2 separate regions of the Homo sapiens genome follow, and region 1 is linked to region 2. A link is a loop called in an ENCODE intact Hi-C map of the cell type or tissue named here. Cell type or tissue: heart right ventricle. All regions are shown on one strand. Each heading gives the region's core, and the rest is flanking DNA. Links, peaks and the distances in the headings are about the cores only.

Region 1 (8,108 bases), core at 1,458-6,457, 81 kb after region 2:
AGCAGGCAAAGAGAGGAGAGCATGTACAGGGGAATTCCTCTTTTTAAAACCATCAGATCTCATGTGAGACTTATTCACTATCAGGAGAACAACATGGGAAAGACTTGCCCCCATGATTCAATTACCTCCCACTGGGTCCCTCCCACAACACGTGGGAATTCAAGATGAGATTTGGGTGGGGACACAGCTAAACCATATCACACCTGTAATCCAGCACTTTGGGAGGCTGAGGCAGGAGAATTGCTTGAGCCCAGGAATTCAAGACCAGCCTGAGCAATATAGCAAGACTTCATCTCTACAAAAAATTTAAAAAGCCAGCATGGTGGTGTGGGCCTGTAGTTCCTGCTGTTTAGGGGGCTGTGGTGGGAGCATCTCTTGAGTTCAGGAAGTCGGGGCCCCAGTGAGCTATGATTGCAACATTGCAGTCCAGCCTAGGTGACAGAACAAGAACCTGTCTCTAAAAAAGGGAGAAAAAAAGAAAGCTTGGAGAATGGACTGGAAGAGGGAAGACTAGAGGCTCATACAACCAGGTAGGAGCCTCCTACCACCATTGAGGTGTGAGGTGATGGCGCTGAATTAGAGCCACTGCACTGGGGTGCAGGGGAGCAGATGGAAGTGAAATTGGAGGGAAAGCAGAGATTTGGAGGAGAGCCAGGTTATGGTCAAGGCGGAGTCCTGTTAGGAGAGGTTCAGTGACACGTTTGCAGATGTGTAGGGTCTCTGCAGAACAGTTGTCTTGGGGAAGAGTTCCTGAAGTGTTTTCCTCATATTTTAATTGCACATATTCCATTTCATGGGTGGCCGTTATCCGTTATACCAGGCTGCTGTTGAAAGCGGTTTCCAGCCTTTTCTGTTACCAGTGGCTCCCATGCCGTGTTGCAAGGGTGTACCTGTGTTGATAGGATTCCCCCGGGCTGTGAGATTGCTCAGTCACAGCCTTCTCCCTGCAGGCTCTCCTGCTCATTGGCAGCACCCTCAGCCCCACTCTTCCTTGGCACTCAGCCTCCTCTTCCTTGGCACTCAGCTGTCCTTGCCGTGGCTGGCACTCCCACATCCTTGGTCCTCCTTCTCCACGAGGCTTTGGGGGCACCACCTGGTTCTTTTGCTGTCCCATGGCAGTTCTTCATCCTGTGCTGTGTCCTCCTGTCTCCCTGAGCTCCAGACTGTCTTCTAGCACAGGCTGTTCTCTCTCTTCCTGAATGGTCTCATAAAGTCTTAAGGCTTTAAACACATTAAATATCTAAAAATAAAGTTGGCCGGGCTCAGTGGCTCATGGCTATAATCCCAGCACTTTGGGAGGCTGAGGCGGGCGGATCACAAGGTCAGGAGATCGAGACCGTCCTGGCTAACATGGTGAAACCCCGTCTCTACTGAAAAGACAAAAAATTAGCCGGACGTAGTCGCAGGCGCCTGTAGTCCCAGCTACTCGGGAGGCTGAGGCAGGAGAATGGTGTGAACCTGGGAGATGGAGCTTGCAAGTGAGCTGAGATCGCGCCACTGCACTCCAGCCTGGGTGACAGAGCAAGACTCCGTCTCAAATAAATAAATAAATAAATAAATAAAAATAAAAATAAAGTTTTAGCCACCCACCCTGGCAGATTTATTTTTAGTATTGTAGGCACAGGGTCTTGCTATGTTGCCCAGGCTGATCTTGAACTCCTGAACTCAAGTGGTCCTTCCACATCAGCTCTCAGAGTGCTGAGATTACAGGCATGAACCGCCGTGTCCAGTTAGACGTGTCTTTTTGGAGGACACAGTTACCCTCTACATGTACTAACTATACTTTGATGGTGGCCAAATCTGCGTTTCTAGGCCAGACTCCCTTGCTCAGAGTTTTAATGGGGGTGTCTGAGAAGCATCTCAAACTTAAAATGTCCCAACATGCCCTCCCCTCCCAGGCCACAGAAGCTGCTCCCATTGACTGTGGCCCCACTCTTGTACCCATTGACCGTACCTCCTCTCTTGTACTCATTGACTGTGCCCCCTCCCTTGTATCCACAACTTTGCCCCCTCCCTTTTACCCCATTGACTGTGCCTCCTGTGCCCTTTGACTGCACCCCCTTAGTGGCTCCAGAATGACGCTGTTGAGGGTGAGTCCCAGCTCAGCCTCTGGCCATCGTGGTGGCTGAGGCCACATTGCTCAGGCTTCTAAGGTGTAAGTGGCATCACAGCAGTGCCTCCCACGGATTTTGTGAGGGCAGATTGCACTAAGATGGCTCAATGTGCTCAAGAGGCGACCTGGCTGCTGCCACGGCTGCTGCTGTTCTCACTGGACTCCTTGTTCCTTTTTCTTTCATTTGTTTGTTTTTGGAGATGGAGTCTCGCTCTGTCACCCAGGCTGGAGTGCAGTGGCACGATCTTGGCTCACTGCAACCTCTGCCTCCTGGGTTCAAGCGATTCTGCTGCCTCAGCCTCCTGAGTAGCTGGGACTATAGGCGCATGCCACCATGCCCGGCTAATTTTTGTATTTTTAGTAGAGACAGGGTTTCACTATGTTGGCCAGGCTGGTCCCAAACTCCTGACCTTGTGATCCACCCGCCTGCACCTCCCAAAGTGCTGTGATTACAGGCGTGAGCCACTGCCCGGCTCCTTGTTCCTTTGAACTGTCTCGCTCAGGACAGGACGGTAGTCCTTCTGCATCCTGCAAGACTTGGACAGGATTTCTTTCCATTTAACACTGTCTCCTAAAGTGCTGCTTTCCTTGGGGAACTTTGCTGTTCTTGCTAGTCCAGAACAAGTGGCACAACTGCCCTTGACCTCCACATGACCTTCTCAGGGCAGCCCAGACTCTAAATGTCTGTGACCTGCACCAGCAGCAGCAAGGCCATGCCGGCCGTGGTCCAGCCCGGCTGCTCTCCCCCACTCTGCAGTGTTTTTCCACACCCATGCTGCAGGTGCTGGTTGCGTTCCTGCTCCATCCTTCAGTGCGGAAGTGGCATTTTGCGGTTTTCTGTTGTCATGAAGCAAGTGCGCCACACTTGCCTGTCTTATGTGCGTGTGTATATGAGCATGCCCATCTCAGTCTCCCTGAGCGCCTCTTTTCCACCCGTCTCAGGCCTCTGTGTTAGCTGTTCCCTCTCTCTGAAACACCAAACTCCCTGATCTCAGCCTGTCTCTCCAGTCTCGACGTAACAGCATCTTCCCAGCGAGGCCTGCTCTGACCACACGGCCCGGGAAAGCAGCCCAGGCCCCCTCTCACTTCACCCTGTGCCCATTCTTGACCCTGTGTATTGTGTCTCTCCCTTGCCTGGTTTGTGTCAGGAAGGCAGAGGCCCTGCCTGTCCTGCTCACTGCCGCACCCCAGGCCCAGCATGCTGCCTGGCATGGGCAGGCATTGACTTGATATTAGCTGGGCAATGAATGACAGTGACTGAAAATGTAATAGCAAGTCAGGGCCTAGCACAGGAAAATAAGTGATTGCTATGTAAGTGAAGGGTTGCTAAGTAGGATTTGGGTCATAACATACTGTTAAGGATAATTTTTTTGTTCTCTACATGTAAAAATATGTATTTTTAAAAATTGGATGTCATGGGCTGGGTGTGGTGGCTCATGCCTGTAATCCCAGCACTTTGGGAGGCCGAGGCGGGTGGATCTCCTGAGGTCGGGAGTTCGAGACCAGCCTGACCAACATGGAGAAACCCCGTCTCTACTAAAAACACAAAATTATCCAGGCATGGTGGCACATGACTGTAATCCCAGCTACTAGGGAGGCTGAGGCAGGAGAAACACTTGAACCTGGGAGGCGGAGGTTGAGGTGAGCCGAGATCGCGCCATTGCACTCCAGCCTGGGCAACAAGAGTGAAACTCGGTCTCAAAAAAAAAAAATTTGATGTTATGGAATGAGGGAGACAAAAAATGCTCTACAACTATTAACTGATGCTTTTCTGGTTTTGTTCTCCAGACACCATTCGCTTTTCACCCAAGATGATTTGATGTCTTATAAAACTCTGATGAACCATGATGGCTACACAGACATTAAGTATAGACAGCTATCAAGATGGGCAACAGGTGAGCTTGAACTTGATTCTGCATTCTAATTACAAATCAACCTGGCACTCAAGCATGAACATTGCTTTGTATACTTGCAATTCAATTGCCATGAGGTTGCATGCTCAGTGTTAGTGTATTATGCATTTATTGTACATTCGTGTTCAGAAAAAAAGCCATAGAATAATACTATTTCGTTAACTGATACCAAGATTGCCAGGAATCTTGACTTCCCTAAGTCATATGACAGTTTCTTGGGAATTTACCTTTTTAATGTCAGTGTTAATTAGCACTGTTACTTTGAAAGAAAACCCGGTTGATTTTCATGATGACAGATTCCCATGTTGACTGGTGGCTCTTCTGAGTGTCTAACTGGATCAGCTTTTGAATGGGAATCTTGTAGCCTCGTCTCCCCAGTTGTAGGCATGAGAGGGGCTGTCCCAGTAATGAATTTGCAGGGGCCCCAGTGCTCTATCTTTGTACCTTGCTCGTGCTTGGATGGTTGTGCCATACACGGGCAGCTCTCCATTGCCCTCCCACCATAGATGAGACTTTGTTCTCCTGGAAGCTGTGGTGTTTTGTGCTTTTGAGTATCTGAGTGTTTTGTGTTCTGTGACCTGAATGAATTGAGGAGCAGGTGGATCGAGACTTGGCTGAGGCCCTTGTGGTCTTTCTTGGCTTGCGATCTTGTTAAACACGGTGTTCTGAACCCACTGGCATTTGGCTCATCATCCCACTGACTCTGGAGCCAGTGAAGGGATTTGGCCCTGCCCTTTACTTTCCTGCCCAGCAGGCAGGGGCAGTGCAGTACACCCCCCTCGGCTCTCCTCCCCACCTCGAGGACTTCGGTGGCAAGGATCAGGCTCCGGAAAACTCACTGGAGCCATGCTGGTGAGGTCTGAGGAGGGGTTAGGAGCTGAGGCGCTGGGTCCCCCTTTCCCTGGTGGTTAGTTTTACCAACCAGTCCTTGTTCAGTTCCTGTGGCAGAGATTTTTGTTGTTGGTGGTGGTGGTGTTAGTGTTTTTTTTTCTCTGTATAGCAATTAAAGGAGGGAGATTCTGTGATGTAGTCAGCCTGCTTCCTTAGCCTAGAAGTCCTTAGTCCTTTGGTATTTCCAATTGACTTTTTTTTTTTTTTCTAAAATGCAAATCTAATAATGTCCCGCCTGAGCTCTCCAGTGGCTCCCTGTGGATTCCTGTGGGTTTCATGCAAAGACTGAGCTGCTCTGTGGCCCGAATCGTCTGGCCCCTCTGGACCCCAGGACGCCCCCAACATCTCTGCCTGGCATATCTTGGGCACCTCTCTGCCTGCCCTGGAGCACCGGTCCTCACTGTTCCCATCACTCTTCTCCCTCCTGCCTGCCAGGTCTTTGCTCCGACCCCACTGCTGCCTCCTGTGCACCAAGGCACGGTGACCACCTCCAACACAGCCTGGTTGCTACCAGCCACCTCCTCCCAGGCAGCTGTGCCAGGTGCAGATGACACCTGGAGCACTGCCCTTTTCATACCCGAGTGTTTCCAAGGGCCTCGGAAGTGTTTAATCAGCATTATTTTAAATAAACATTGAAATATATCTACAGCGTAGACCTATCATAATTATTTTGCCATTTTTCCAAGGTTGAACATTTAGGTTTCTCTCTTTTCACAATCATTTTTTTTTCAAATACTGAAATGAATCTTTTAAGGCTTCTTATTTTTTATTATTTATTTATTTACTTATTTATTTATTTTGAGACAGAGTCTTGCTCTGTTGCCCCGGCTGGAGTGCAGTGGTGTGATCTCAGCTCACTGCAACCTCCGTCTCCCAGGTTCAAGCAATTCTCCTGTCTCAGCCTCCTGAGTACCTGGGATTACAGGTGTGTGCCACCACGCCCAGCTAATTTTTTTGTATTTTTAGTAGAGACAGGGTTTCACCATGTTGGCCAGGCTGATCTTGAACCCCTGACCTCAGGTGATCCGCCCACCTTGGCCTCCCAAAGTGCTGGGATCACAGGCATAAGCCACTGTGCCTGGCCTTTTTAAGGCTTTTTATACATGCTGGCAGATTGCCTTACACAAATACTGTGTCCACTTAGGCTTTATTGCTTTTATTTTTTTTTTTTAAGAGAAACATAAACAGTTTTCCTAATATGTTGTACCATTTAAAGGCAGCAGAATAGAAGTCATCTTATTGCAAAAACAAGACATTGGAGGGAAGAGAGCACAGGGCTGGAGGATGTGAGAGGCGTCCTGTGCGGGTGGGCGTTCATGGCTGGCCCCCAGTCTGTCTGGACAGTGGGGATGGCCCCGCTCCCATGAGGTCTCCCCGCCCCCGCTGCCCCAAGCTGCTTCCTCAAGGGGCAGAAGCATGGCCAAATCCACCGCGGGAGAAATGGCCCGTCCTGGTCCTGAGGAAGCTGAGGTCAGGACAGTCTAATCTGCTGCTCATGGATAACTAGAAGTTTACTTTCACGAAATTTTGTTTTTGTAAACTGATTTTTTTTAACGATTTAAATGTTTTTTACCTAAATGACAAAGGCATTGCTTGTTTAAAGCAGTTTAAATGATAGTATCTTTTAAGGCTTTAAGTAAACACAGCTGGCCTTTTCCTTTCTGAATGCAGTGACATTTTTATGGCTATGTATTGCTGAGGTTTGAGGGTAGATATGGGAGAAGTTCAACCTTGTCCCAAATATGTAGCGTATGGGTTAGGTTGTGTCTGTGACATGGTAAGAAGACCTTGGACTATTTGTCTATGCTTCTCTGACTGTAGTATTGCTACACGTGAGGAGATATAGCAATAGACGGAGGAGTAGATTGCACGTGTGCCGTTCTCTTCATTAGGCCATCGCCAGTGTTATTTTAAAATCATGAGCATTTCACAGACATTGGTTATCTCAGTTCTTAAGCAGTTTGGAAATTTTACCTTTATTTTAAAGCACATTAAATTCAAAGCTGTTTTGTTGGTAGCATTCTTTACATATGATTGCAGTCATACTGCTGTCTGGCAATTCCCCACTCCAACTGCATTCCTGTTGGAGCATGGAATACCTCGTAGTAGTTTGTGTTTGCTAATAAGAATTATCTTCCTCCTTTTACAGATGCAAGTAGTAACAGAGTTAAAGACAGAACAAGATCCAAACTGCTCTGAACCCGATGCAGAAGGAGTGAGCCCTCCCCCTGTGGAGTCTCAGACCCCGATGGATGTGGACAAGCAGGCCATTTATAGGTAGTGCCCGGGGTGCCGGCTGTGGGGGCCTCAGAGGAGTGAGGAGTGTCCACAAGTTTGTTAAAAGGAACACCAGAACTAGTAGCGAGGCAGAGTTGTGAGGTGCCATTATGATGTGATAACTGCTCGGCTGAAAATTTTCTCAGATTAAGATGTTATTTCTGGCCAGGTGTGGTGGCTCATGCCTGTAATCCTAGCACTTTGGGAGGCTGAGGCGGGCGGATCACTTGAGGTTAAGAGTTTGAGACCAGCCTGGCCAACATGGTGAAACTCCATCTCTACTAAAAATACAAAAATTAGCCAGACATGGTGGCACATGTCTGTAATCCCAGCTACTTGGGAGGCTGAGGCAGGAGAATCACTTGAACCGGGGAGGCGGAGGTTGCATTGAGCTGATATCGCACCACTGCACTCCAGCCTGGGCAACGAGAGCAAAACTCTGTCACACACACACACACACACACACACACACACACACAAAGATGTTATTTCTAATACCTATAAAAGTTTTAGAATATCAATCTATAAATTTTGTGTAACCTTGCAAAAAGAAATATTCAGGCACAGATGATTTTACTGAGAATTCTACCCAACATATAAAGAAGAAGAGAGCAGCAAGTCTGCATAGTCTCTTTCAGGAAGTAGAGGAGGAGTGAATGCTTCCCAACTCACTTTATAATTGACATCACTCTGACACTAAGACCAAAGACAATACCAAATAAGGAAAATACAGGCCAATATCCTTCATGAACTTAGATGTAAAAATCATCAATAAAATATTAACAAATCAATTCTAGCAATATGTAAAAAGAATAATACGTAGCGACCAAGTCAAGTTTTTCCTGGGAATGTCAGACTTGTTTAGTATTTAAAAGTCTGCCAGGCGCAGTGGCTCACACCTGTAATCCCAGAAC
Region 2 (8,108 bases), core at 1,133-6,132:
CACCTGGAGAAAGTACAGACAAAGACTAGAAGATAGTGGAGCCATTTATGGGGCAGCATGTGAATAAGTCTACCTACCAATCCTGCCCGGGTACCTTGCCCTGGGCTTGGTGGGTAGGAAAAGGCAGTGGCCAGAGGGAACCCTGGGGTGACATTGAGTGGCAGATAGAGCAGGACTGGGTGACCTCTCGAACACGGCTGGAAAGATGAGGACAAATGAGGATAGGGCAGAGACGTTGCAGGACAGGTTTGTACCCGACGAGGACAAATGAGGATAGGGCAGAGACGTTGCAGGACAGGTTTGTACCCGACATGGAAAGAGTTGTGGAGGCTTTGGAGGACAGGGATTGTTTGAGAGTGAGGACAGCGAAGCGCACTTCCTTGACATACCGTGGTCCTTGTTTTTGAAGGTTTTGGGCTTGGCAGTCCTCCTTTTCTTCTGGGGAGTAAAGAGGAGAGAACGAGGACAGGGAAAGAAACTGGCCTTGCACGGGTTGTAGGGCCATTTGTTTGGCTACTCTATCTGCTAAAGCATTTCTGGCCAATATAGGATTGTCTGGGGTTTGGTGGCCCCTGCAGTGAATGATGGCAAGTTTCTGCGGGAGCCTGGCAACCTGAAGGAGCTTGCTGATGAGAGCATTCATGACAGGGGTGTTGTTTGCAGTTAGGAAACCCCCTTCTTTCCAGATGGACAAGTGTGAGTGCACTACGTGGAACACATAATGAGAATCTGAATACATGTCCAGCTGCTCGAGTGAGAGCTCAAGTGAGGACGATGAGTTCAGCCTTTTGGGAGGTGGTTCCTAGGGGGACCAGATTAGCTTCAATAGTGTGGGTGGGTGACACTATAGCATAGCCAGCATGTTGGCATCCTTGATGTAGGAAGGAGCTGCCATCTACAAACCAAGTAAAGGAGGCATCTGGAAGGGGTTGGTCTGTTAGGTGTGGAAAAGGTAAGAAAAGTTTGAACAGTGTCCACACAGAAGTGTGCAGGGTCTTGGGAGGTAGTGGCTTCAGGTAAGAGTGTGGCCGGGTTTAGACAGGAGCTGGTTAGCACGGTGATTTGGGGGGTTTCTATGAATAAAGCATACAGTTGGAGGAGCCGTGGGGCAGAGATGAGACTTAGTACGCTGCGGTGAGCTAGCATGTCTTTGATGCTATGGGCTGACTAAACTGTTAGGTTGGCATCAAGAGATAGTTTTAGGCTTTCAAGGGTGAGGACAGCAGCTGCCACCAGTGCTTGGAAGCAAGCAGCCCATCCGAGAACTGTGGTTTCGAGCTGTTTAGAGAGGTAGGCAACAACCTGGAGGGCGGGTCCCTTAGACTGGGTTAGAACACGTAGTGCGACTCCATGCCGTTCGTCAGGATAGAGGGAGAAAGGTTTGGTGAGGTCTGGGAGGGTGAGGATGGGGACTGGGGTGACAGACTTCTGGAGTAGGCAGAAAGGTTGGGTAATAGGCTGTGCAGGGTTTAAAGGCTCATGGAGAGGGCCTTTAGCAGCTTGGTATAACAGTTTGGCTAGTAGAGCGAAGGAGGGAACCCAGAGCCTGAAATATCCCGCTAGTCCTAGAAAAGAGAGAATTTCTTGCTTAGTTTGCGGAGGCGGGAGGGACTGGAAGAGGGATATGTGGTCTGTTATGAGCCCTTGGGTTCATGGGGTAAGAGCTAGGCCTAGATAGATGACTGAGGGGGTGCATGTTTGCGCTTTTTTAGGGGATACCTGATACCCCCACTCTGCCAGAAGTTTAAAAGAGAGATAGTATGGGCATTGCAGTCTTTTTGAGAGGGGCTACCCAGGAGCAGATCATCAAGGAGAGTGGACGGTTTTAGGGATAAGGTACAGAGGTCATGATCAAGGGCCTGTCCAAAAAGGTGGGTGCTGTCTCTAAAACCTTGAGGTAGTAGGCACCAGTGAGCTGATGTGAAAGGCGGGTGCTGTCTCTAAAACCTTGAGGTAGTAGGCACCAGTGAGCTGATGTGAAAGGTGGGTGTTGGGGTCTTCCCACATAACAACAAAGAGGTCTTGAGAATCAGGGTGCAAATGAACTGTGGAAAAAAGCATCCTTTAGGTCTAGGACAGAAAAATGGGTGGTATTGGAGGGAATTTTGGAAAGTAAAGTGTATGGGTTAGGGACTACTGGACATACTGGGAGTACAGTTTGGTTAATGAGCCTGAAGTCCTGGACTAAGTGGTAAGTTCCATCTGGCTTTTTAACAGGTAGAATTGGTGTGTTTAAAAGGGAGTTTGTTGGGCGGAGGAGGTGACTGGCGAGGAGGCGAGAAATGATAAGCTATAGGCCTACAAGAGCTGCTTAGGGGATTGGATACTGCTTCTGTGATAGGAACTGGGTGGGGATTTTAAGGGTAATGCAGAAGGGGGTGTGGTGTTTTGCAACTGAGGGTGTGGAAGTATCTCAAAACAGCGGGGTTAACCATGGATGGGGGATAAGGAAAGGTTGCATGTTTTAGGGTGGGAGGTTGCAGGAGTAGAAGAAAGTTAGAAGCCCTGGAGGGGTCTGGGTGGATGCGTTGGGTACTAGGGGAACGTGGGAGTGGAGAGTGGTGTGGAGTTTTGAAAGCATGGCTCTGCCTAGGAGTGGAGTTGGGCATGAGGGCAGGACTAAGAGTGAGTGAAGGAAGGCCGGGCGCGGTGGCTCAAGCCTGTAATCCCAGCACTTTGGGAGGCCGAGGTGGGTGGATCATGAGGTCAGGAGATCGAGACCATCCTGGATAACACGGTGAAACCCCGTCTCTACTAAAAATACAAAAATTTAGCTCGGCATAGTGGCGGGCGCCTGTAGTCCCAGCTACTCGGGAGGCTGAGGCAGGAGAATGGCGTGAACCCGGGAGGCGGAGCTTGCAGTGAGCGGAGATTGCGCCACTGCACTCCAGCCTGGGAGACAGAGCCAGACTCCGTCTCAAAAAAAAAAAAAAAAAAAAAAAAAAGTGAGTGAAGGAAAAGGCATGAAGGGAGCAGAAGGGTGGAGGGGGGCTCGGGATTTGGAGACCATCAGTTGTCCATCAATTCCCACAACAGAGACCTGGGAGGACTCGGTGAGTCCTGAAAAATTAGGTAAAGCAGAGTAGGTTGACTTGATATTAATTTTAAAAACATACTGGCCTACCTGCCATTATCAGGGTTACCCTTGGCTCAGATGAGGCAATGGTAGTTGCCGGGGTGTCCGTTCCAGGGCACTGTCAGTCTTCAGCGGCAAGGCCGATGAGATCGAGTAGGTTTTGGCCGGCTCAGGAAGGGATGGAGGCGGTCCTTGCAGGGGCCGCTCACAGTCCGACTTCCAGTGGGGTCCTCTGCAGAGGGGGCACGGCCTGGGGGGCTTACCTGGGTTTGGGCATTGCCTGGACCGGTGGCCTTCATTGCCACACTTGAAACAGACGCCAGGTGCAGGTGGCTTGCTAGGAGGCTCCCGTGTGGAGCTGCGGCCCCGTGGGCCTGCAGGGCCTCCCGATGGCGGAGGCAAGCATTCGAAACTCTGCCTGTTTTTGCCTTTCACTTTCTTCATCACAATTATTAAAGGCTTTGAGGGCTAAATTGAGAAGGTCTCGTTGTGGGGTTTGAGGGCCATCGTCAAGCTTCTGAAGCTTGAGCTGGATATCAGGGATGGGTTGGGAGATGAACCGAAGGCTTAAGATAGTGGTTCCTTCTGGGCTGGCTGGGTCTAGGTTGGTATATTTTCTCATGGCTTCCATTAAACAAGAGAGGAAAAAGGGCTGGGTTTTCGTCAGGACCTTGGGTGATTTCTAAAAGTTTTTCATAGTTTACCGCTTTATGGGCACACTTTTTGAGTCCTGCAAGGAGACACACAATCATGTGGTCTCGATGGCAGCATCCAAAGGCCCCATCTTGATAATCCCAGTGGGGGTCCTGGCTGGGGACTGCCTCTGTGCCAGCAGGCTGGGCGGCAGCTTGGTGATGAATTGTATCAGCATGTGCCTGAGCTAGGGTCCAGATACGGTCCCAGTCTTCTGGGGTGAGCGTGGAAGAGAGGATAACGTAGAGGTCATGCCAAGTTAGTTCATAAGACTGGGTGAGGTACTGAAACTCTCTAATATAAGAGGCAGGGTATTCTGGAAATAAACCGAGTCTTTTGTGAATTCAAGAGCGATCAGTGAGGGAGAAGGGAACATGAACTCTAATAAGATCTTCAGTTCCTGCTACTTCCCGAAGGGGGCATTCTAGCACAGACGCTGAAGTAAGGGTGGGGCATGGGCCAAAAGCAATGCCTGAATGAGTATAGGCGGGAAAGAAAGAAAAGCCGGAAGTGGTTCCTGCTGAGGGTTTGAAGGGGGAAGGAGGGTTGAGTTAATAGGCAGCAGAGGATAGATAGGAGCGGAAGGTGGCGGGGTGGGTTTACAGGCCTCAGGAGAGAGCGGTGGGGGAGGAGAATGGGTACAGGCAGTGCAAGAATTGTCCTGAGGAGAGGATGGTGTAGGAAAAGAAGTGGATACTCTTGGAGGCAGTGCTGGCTGGGAAGACAAAGAGGAGGCTTAGGGGGTTAAAGAAGACGGTTGAGAGGAAGAGGCAGGGGCTGGAAGGGGTGGACAGCAGTTGGCTGGATCCAACAAGGAAAAAGAGTTAGGGTCGGGAGGAGAACGGCGATCAGGGCGGCGAGAATGGAGGGGGAGGATTTGAACAGGTGAGCAAGAGCAGAGGCCAGGTTGTAATCTGAGTGTGAACAAGGCCTGGATATAAGGAATTTCTCCCCATTTTTCCAGCCGTCAGCAATAATTGCTTAAGTCAGTTAAAATTGTAAAGTCGTATGTTCCATTTGTGGCCCATTTGGACCCACTGTCCAATTTGTACTGTGGCCAGACTGAATTGCAAAAAAAGAACAAGGTGCTTAGAGGGATATCTCGCCTGAGGTCTAAGGTTTGCAGGTTTTTCATGAGGCAGCCTAGAGGGCTGTCCTTTGGAATGGAAGACTGGGAATTTTCCATAATGGAGGGTAGGCTCAGGAGAACGGGAAAAGCAGACCGTCCTGGACAGCCGGAGGGAGACGATAAAAGGAGCGTTTGTCACCGCTGCCTTTTTCATTCCCAGAATGGGATCAACTGGCTTAGAGTCCCCCTAAGACCAGATGATCAGCGAGTGCCTGGCACACACCTTAGCATTTTTTTTTTTTTTTGAGACAGAGTCTTGCTCTGTTACCCAGGCTAGAGTGCAGTGGCGCGATCTCTGCTCACTGCAACCTCCACCTCCCGGGTTCAAGCGATCCTCCTGCCTCAGCCTCCCGAGTAGCTGGGATTACAGGGGCCTGCCACTGTGCCCAGCTAATTTTTGTATTTTTAGTAGAGACGGAGTTTCACCATGTTGACCAGGCTGGTCTCGAACTCCTGATCTCGTGAATCCAACGGCCTTGGCCTCCCAAAGTGCTGGGATTACGGGCGTGAACCACCACGCCCGGCCATGCCATAGCCTTCTTGGACCCATGTTGGATTTTGGGGCTGGAGAAACCAAGAGAGGCCGTGCGGATTTTTCCCTGTTAACCGGGCTCCCAGGAAACTTACCAGTAGGCGAGATCAGTGACCGATGTGCATGCACAGAGAGGCGACTAGAGGCTGAGGAGCTTCCTTTGTCCGGCTGCTGTGGCCTGCTTTCCCAGATGGAGGGGTGGTAGGTCCACTGGGGACGTGGACGGAAGCCCCTCGCAGGTTTCAGGGCCAGCCCCAAGGCTCTTGCATTGGTTGGAACCCGGAGAGCGCGCCAACAGACAACACGAGGCGGTGTGGAGCAACACACTGTTTTAATAAGCACCTGGATGCAGACAGACTGAGGCCTAGAATGGCATCAGCCCCAAGTGAGGAGGGGGCAGGGCTTTTATAGTTCTCTGTAAACAGGAATTGTCCCAGCCTGACGTGACTGCTATGTAGTACGCGGACGGCCTCCCCCTTGATCTTCAGAGAGTATGTGTCTTCCAGCCAGCTCTTTTCCTGCCTCTGCTATCTTGCTGCTGGTGCAAGTTTGAGCGTTGGGACTGGGCCTGAGGAGGAGGAGTTACTCATTCCCTCAAGCTTTCAGGCCCCTGGGAGAATCTTTCAATCAGGACTTCCTGAGGCGGTGTCACAGGTCCCTGCCCAACCTTGGCAAAATAAACTTTCTAAATTAACAAGAGACCTGTCTCAGCCGGGCACGGTGGCTCACACCTGTAATCCCAGCACTTTGGGAGGCCCAGGCGGGCAGATCACGAGGTCAGGAGATCGAGACCGTCCTGGCTAACACGGTGAAACCCCGTCTCTACTAAAAATACAAAAAATTAGCCGGGCATGGTTGCAGGCGCCTGTAGTCCCAGCTACTTGGGAGGCTGAGCCAGGAGAATGGCCTGAACCCGGGAGGCAGAGCTTGCAGTGAGCGGAGATCGCGCCACCGCACTCCAGCCTGGACGACAGAGCGAGCCTCCATCTCAAAAAAAAAAACCTGTCTCAGATTTTCCACATCCGCACCCAAAATGGCATCAAACTCCTGGCCTCAAGTAACCCATCTGCCTCGGCCTCCCAAAGCGCTGGGATTACAGGCGTGAGCCATTGTGCCTGGCCTCAAGTGGGATTTTTTTTTTTAATTCTGAGACAGAGTCTAACTCTATTGCCCAGGCTGGACTGCAGTGGTGCCATCTTGGCTCAGTGCAACCTCCATCTCCCGGGTTCAAGCGATTGTCCTGCCTCAGCCTCCTGAGTACCTGGGATTACATGTGCACGCCATCACGCCCAGCTAATTTTTTTTTTTTTTTTTTTTTTTTTTTTTTTGGTAGAGATGGGGTTTAGCCATGTTGGCCAGGCTGGTCTCAAACTCCTGACCTCAAATGACCTCAAATGACCTCAAATGATCTGGCCTGCCTTGGCCTCCCAAAGAGCTGAAATTATAGGCATGAGCCATCCGCACCTGCCCACAAGTGGGTTTTTTGTTTTTTGTTTCTTGGTTTTTTTTTTTTTTTTTTTTTTTGAGACGGAGTCTCGCTCTGTCGCCCAGGCTGGAGTGCAGTGGCGCGATCTCGGCTCACTGCAAGCTCCGCCTCCCGGGTTCCCGCCATTCTCCTGCCTCAGCCTCCCGAGTAGCTGGGACTACAGGCACCCGCCACCACGCCCGGCTAATTTTTTTGTATTTTTAGTAGAGACGGGGTTTCACTGTGTTAGCCAGGAGGGTCTCAATTTCCTGACCTCGTGATCCGCCCGCCTCTCCTGCCGAAGTGCTGGGATTACAGGCGTGAGTCACCGCGCCCGGCCAACAAGTGGATTTTTAAAGGAAAAAAGAGGCAGTTGCTAAATTCCTCGCCAACAATTTACATTAAAATACATAAGCGATTTATTGGCTTGTTCTTTGTATCACAAATTCCACAAATTTAGAAACGTGATTGTAATGAGTGAAGCAGGTATTCAGGGACTACATGGCTAAACAATTGCGCTGGGCATGGGTGGAGGGCACGAGTGAAGTCCCGAGCTCAGGTCTCTCTGTGCAAGCCTAGCAGAGCACAGAACGCTCTGGGCTATCTTTTCACCTAGGGAATACTGTGGGCGGGACAAATCTGGGGTTATAGACAAGCTGGGGACGGCTGTGCCTCGCTGGGGGACTGACACAGGCAGCCAGTGTGTGAGCCCAAAGCTTCCAAGACACCTCTCAGCCAATGTGGAAAGTTTATTTTGCCGAGTTTACAGACGCGCCTGTGACAGCCTCAGGAGGACCCGAGGGCGTGTGCCCAAGGTGGTCGGGCACAGCTTGCTTTCATACACTTCAGGGAGACATGAGACATCAATCAGTATGTGTGAGGCCGGCCGTGGTGGCTCACGCCTGTAACCCCAGCACTTTGGGAGGCCGAGGCGGGCCGATCACCTGAGGTCCGGAGTTTGAGACCAGCCTGGCCAACATGGTGAAACCCCATCTCTACTAAAAACAAAAAATTAGCCGGGCGTGGTGGTGGGTGCCTGCAGTCCCAGCTACTCGGGAGGCCGAGGCAGGAGAATGGCTTGAACCCGGGAGGTGGAGGTTGCGGTGAGCGGAGATCGCGCCACTGCACTCCAGCCTGGGTGACAGGGTGAGACTCCATCTCAAAAAAAAAAAAAAGGAGAGAGAGACAAAAGTTGCATTCTTTTGAGTCCTTG

Evidence for each region. A loop is a pair of places that touch in the nucleus more often than their neighbours do. Peaks named below come from ENCODE experiments on the same cell type or tissue, not always from the same donor. Only the 100,000 strongest peaks of a DNase experiment are listed, where the experiment ranks them.
Region 1: it touches region 2 in a loop (2.6-fold over the local background); 5 of 110 quality-filtered maps call a loop at or near these places.

What each region holds. Positions count from the first base shown.
Region 1 is chr21:43,000,425-43,008,532 of GRCh38, forward strand. PKNOX1 (PBX/knotted 1 homeobox 1) reads left to right here. Exons shown (of 11, transcript NM_004571.5): 2 at 3,902-4,008; 3 at 7,067-7,194. The coding sequence starts at 3,958. Among named protein-coding and RNA genes, the nearest start is that of PKNOX1, 30 kb to the left of the region's middle. In heart right ventricle, for the core only: no CTCF peak of the experiment used is centred there; no DNase peak of the experiment used is centred there.
Region 2 is chr21:42,919,821-42,927,928 of GRCh38, forward strand. It overlaps ERVH48-1 (endogenous retrovirus group 48 member 1, envelope), which reads right to left and starts at 5,810. Exons shown (of 2, transcript NM_001308491.2): 1 at 5,526-5,810. RefSeq lists enhancers at 5,945-6,466, 6,467-6,988. In heart right ventricle, for the core only: a CTCF peak has its summit at 4,185; a DNase peak (open chromatin) is centred at 4,271; H3K4me3 peaks cover 537 bases.